Regions from separate parts of the Mus musculus genome. Here region 2 is linked to region 1. The links are chromatin loops, found by intact Hi-C in ENCODE. Cell type or tissue: left cerebral cortex. All regions are shown on one strand.

Region 1 (2,500 bases):
TCTGGCATTCATTCTAGTGCCTGGCGGCAGACACACAGAGAAGGCAACTGATTTGCCCAGAGTCACACACAGCAATTTAGAGACAAAAGGACAGCTTATTCCTATTGCATTTTATAGTTCGTGGATTATACGTTACTGGTCTAATCCTAGAGACTGCTAATGCTAGAGTGGCGTTGGACAGGTAGAGAAACTGAGGCAGGGAAAAGCGCCTTGCCTGAGGTCACACAGTCAGGCAATGTTGGTTTGCTGTTGTCTCGTTTTTTTTTCTGATGCCAAGCCACCCCTCACCCACACCCAGATCACAGTTGCCTTACACGATAGGGACCCCAGGCTTTGCTCCGAACATGGACTGCTCCTTCTCCTTCCTGGGAGTAGCAAGCCCGGCAGTGTCAGCCTTGCCATGTACAGACATGTGTACTCAGCACCTTCCCTCTAGGGAGGGAGGTGACCAGCTGGCAGGTTAGAAAACAACCTGGCAAGTGGCCACCAAGGTCACCCAGAAGACAGATTACCACGGAGGTATGCGCTTCTGGGAACTGGTTTCCTGTAACGGAGGCTGACCTCAGACTCACTATGTAGCCAAGAACAACCTTGAACTCTTAATCTCCCTTCTGCCAGTTTCCTAGTGCTGGGATGACAGATGTATGCCATCGGATGAACCATTTTAAAACCTTTGTTGCCGGGTGTAGTGGCACATGCCTTTAATCCCAGCACTCGGGAGGCAGAGGCAGGTGGATTTCTGAGTTCGAGGCCAGCCTGGTCTACAAAGTGAGTTCCAGGACAGCCAGGGCTATACAGAGAAACCCTGTCTCGAAAAAACGATATATATATAAATACTTAAACACACACACAAGAAGAACAACCCATGCTATATTCTCTACCTGTGCCGGACTATCCACTAGAAGTGGGCATGAGTGAAGTGGGCATGAGAGGTCAAAGGTCTGCACGAGTCAGGCTTCAAGTGCCTGCTTTAACTTCAGCTTTAGAACAGGATTCATTCCTAGTCAACAGGGAGGGGAGTGACAGGGATGAGGAGAATGGAAATAGCCCTGACATTTCCAGGATCCATGCAGCTGAAAATGGTTCAGTCTGGAAATCAGCTGTGTACCACACACACACACACACACACACACACACACACACACACACAAAACCAGAGGGAGGCAGGGAGGCAACTGGTTTCTCTCAGCCTGGGGGAGTTTGGCTTAAAATTCTTCCTTGATGCTTAAAGCAGGCACAAACCGAAAGGTCGTCTGTCTCTCTGCATCTTCTTGCTTCCCTCCTGGTTTGTGTGTGTGTCCAACCTCGAGGTCCCTGTGTGTCTGTCCCTGGGGTCCCTGTGTGTCTGTCCTTGTGGGTCCCTGTGTGTCTGTTCTTGGGGTCCCTCACTGTCTCTCCCTCCTCTCTCACTGTCTCTCCCTCCTCCCTCACTGTCTTTCCCTCCTCTCTCACTCTCCCCCAGCTTTTTTGGTAGTAAGGAGGGGAAATGGATAAGTAACCAGGTCTAACAAACTTCCTTTTGTGGAGTCAACCATTAGCAGTTCTGATGGCTCATGCTGGTCATCCCAGAGCACTGGAGATAGAGGCAGGAGGGTTGCTTCAAGTTCAAATTGAATCTGGTCACTGTTGAAGGCTATTTGATCACACCGTGAACCCTGAGATTCCTACTTCTAGTTGTGGTGTAGGCCCTTAGCACACACCTTTAATCCCTCTGGGTGCAATACAGACATAGCTTTAATCCGCACCTTTACTCCCAAACGATGAAGGTAAAGTGAGTTTGTAGAAGGAAGCAGCCATGTTTGAAAGTGATGTCTATTTGAGTGGTAGACAAAGTGACAAATCAGAGAAAGATTTGACAGAATAGTATATGCTTAACTCTCACGTGAACAGAAGGAAAGAGAGTCTGTTTAAGAAAGAGAACACAGAGAGAAAAAGAGAGGAAGCAGTTTTACCGGGAGAGTTTTACACAGATGATTGCAGAGAGAGAACAAGCTAGACACAGGTGGAGACAGGATGAGCCAGAGAAGGAGAAGGAGCCAGAAGATTAGAAGAGATTGCCAGAGTTAGTATGAGGCAGAGCAGAGCAATTCAGTCAGAAGCCAGATTGGATCAGTCAGCTTGGAGAAGAGTTTGAGCAAGAACAGCTGAGTTGAACCAGCCAGCCAGAGCTCAGAAAGAGCTAGAAATGGTGAGCTTATTCAGTGGCAAGTCTCAGAGGCTGAAAACATTCTAGGCCTAGATTAGTTTGTACAGAGGCTAGAAGCTTCCAGGACTAGGTAGGCCTGGGTTAGCAAATCGACGTAAGAAGACAATTACATCAGGTTAGCAAAAGTTACTTTACAGGTCTACATAGAGAGTTCTCCAGCCATGCTCACATGGAAGACCCCGTCTCAGAGAGAGAAGTGAGGGGGGAGGGAGGAGGGAGGAGGGGGAGGGGAAATGGGGAGGGGGAGAGGGAGAGAGGGAGAGGGGAAGAGGGAGAGGGGGAGAGGGAAATGGG
Region 2 (2,500 bases), 130 kb after region 1:
AGCCCTGGCTATCCTGGAACTCACTCTGTAGACCAGGCTGGTCTCGAACTCATAAATCTACCTGCCTCTGCCTCCCCAGTGCTGGAATTAAAGGCGTGCGTCACCAATGCCCGGCTTCAGTCTGTTTTTTTTTTTAACCTTAAACTTTTAATCTGATTCCCAAGTGCTGGGATCATAGGTATGTTGGAAATATGTGTGAGTCCTAGGTCCAATCTCCAGCACTGTTAAAAAATATTACATAAACGGGACTTGGTAGCACATGCTTTTAATCTCAGCACTCGGAAGGCACAGACAGATGGATCTCTGAGTTTAAGGCTAGCCTGATCTACAAAGTGAGTTCCTCTGAGTGGCTACACAGAGAAAAACCCTGGCTCAGAAAACAAACAAAACATGAATAAAATGAAAGCAAGCTCAAAGCCCACGCTAGCCTGCCCTGGACTCACTCTTCCACTCATCTATGAGAAGGTCCCTGCTTTCAAAGGACTGGTCATAAGGGTCAGCAACAGGCTCATCATCAGGGTCGTGGTACTGAGCAAAGTAGGCATGCGCAAGAGCTTGGGCTGCTGTGATCCTCTTATCTGAGTCCAAAACGAGCATCTTCTCCAGTAGGTCGACAGCTGTCACACCAGAAAAGAGGAAAACACATGACATCAGTGCCACCACTGTGCAAGTTCCAAGCACCTTTCACATCCACACAAAGCATCCTTTAAGGTGTCTGCTTCTGCATGTAACCCCTTCCCTCCATGTACGCATTGAATGCCTATGGCACATTTTAAAAACATTACTGAGGTTCTGGGTTTGAAACCCAGAATAATAAACAAACACCCCCTCCTACCCCCCAGCTCTCCTTCTCCATCCACCTTGGTTTTCATTTGTGGACACTGCAGGTGTGGCACACCACCATGGAGGCTTCCTTCCCCTCTCCTTATGCTGTGTGCACTCTCTCCCATTTCTCTCTAGTCTTTACATTTACCACCTCAATTGTTGGTAAGAGTGAAATTAGGCATACTGGGTGAGACCATGCCACAGGTGATGCTGTGACCTGGGGCACCACAGCCAGGAGCTCCATTTATGCTGAGCTAAGGTGGTTGGCATCTTGAGCTCTTCCCCGTTTCTCCCCAAGTGAATAATATGGGGAGATGGTTTGTCTCCTGGTGATTATCAGTTACTTTCAATAATGGCTTCCAGGTTTTTTCTCTCCCAAAAGTAAAACAGAAATAAACTCCACAAGTTTTTAGATTTAAGGTTTTTTTTTCTGTTTGTTTTTCGAGACAGTGTTTCCCTGTGTAGCCCTGGCTGTCTTGGAACTCACTCTGTAGACCAGGCTGGCCTCGAACTCAGAAATCCGCCTGCCTCTGCCTCCTGAGTGCTGGGACTAAAGGCGTGCGCCACCACGCCCAGCTAGATTTAAGTTTTAAGTATGTCTCCACTACAGTGCATGCCTGCTGGCTGAAAATCTAAAAGCCAGCAGAGGGCGCTGGATCCTCTGTAAGTGTAATTAAAGACAGTTGTGAGGCATCCTGTTGGTGCAGGGACTCAGACCAAGGGCCCCGTTGGCCATCTCTACAGCTCCAGATGATTTCTTCAGCGTGGAAGGCTCCATGGGTGTCGAGGAGAACTTCCTGAAGAGATGCTATACCTCTGCTCCTCTGAGTGATTATGTACCCTGTAGCCTGAACACCAGTTATCCACAGAAACGCAGGCTTTGAGGGTACAGAGGAAACAGCAAACATGCATACGCTGGCTCTCCAGTTTTAGAGTGCTGGAGGAGGGCTGGGATATAGCCAGTAAAGTTTGCAAAGTGTGCATAAGGCCTTGGATCTAAACCTAGCACTGCAGACAGTGAGCATGGTGGCACAACAGGCCACATGACTCTGTCTTCAACACTGAAGCACTGGTGGACTTCCTGGATACAAATCCTCACGTTCTACAAATCCGCTGACTTTATACTGAACATGAATGAGTGGGTGCCTGCTACCCTGGGGTAAAAAGAGGTCCACGTCCTCAGGATCAAAGCACTTAGATGAGGAACAAGGTCAGAAGTAAGAACAAGACTTTTCAAGTATGGAGGCAGACATAAATAGACACTCTAAGATCAAAGGGCAATGTGAAGTTCTCAGCTGTGTCTTGAGGCTAGCAGTGATGCGAAGCCTGTGACCGACAACAGGGCTGTTAATATTTATATCGCTGGTGTGCAGCCTGTTGGGGACGGCTAGGCTAGCAATCGGTAACAGCATGTTCCTTCTGACCAGCACTTGGCAATGGGCTGCCAGGCACGTTTGGATGTGAGCAGGCTGTGAAGAGCACCAGATGGGCCAGAGCCTCCTTTTAGTCTCCAGCAGCCTGGATTCACTCCTGTAAGGCAGCTCTTCTCAGTGTCTAAATGGGGATCTCTACCAGCTCCATCAGAGAAGACTCAGACACTGTGTACCGCACATCTGCTGGTGAGGATTCAGGGGTGGAATCAACATGGAAAGATTAGAGATCACAGAGACCCCAG

Evidence for each region. Peaks named below come from ENCODE experiments on the same cell type or tissue, not always from the same donor. Only the 100,000 strongest peaks of a DNase experiment are listed, where the experiment ranks them.
Region 2: a loop joins it to region 1, with 5 times the contacts of the local background. A loop is called at or near these places in 1 of 42 quality-filtered maps.

The regions. Positions count from the first base shown.
Region 1 is chr17:28,872,994-28,875,493 of GRCm38, reverse strand. The region is part of intron 1 of Pnpla1 (patatin-like phospholipase domain containing 1); the gene reads right to left. Among named protein-coding and RNA genes, the nearest start is that of Pnpla1, 16 kb to the right of the region's middle. In left cerebral cortex, no CTCF peak of the experiment used is centred here; DNase peaks (open chromatin) are centred at 532 and 1,107; H3K27ac peaks cover 1,808 bases.
Region 2 is chr17:28,743,100-28,745,599 of GRCm38, reverse strand. It overlaps Mapk14 (mitogen-activated protein kinase 14), which reads right to left. Exons shown (of 12, transcript NM_011951.3): 11 at 444-617. Among named protein-coding and RNA genes, the nearest start is that of Mapk13, 25 kb to the left of the region's middle. In left cerebral cortex, a CTCF peak has its summit at 1,469 (motif pointing right); DNase peaks (open chromatin) are centred at 307, 1,771 and 2,301; H3K27ac peaks cover 1,556 bases.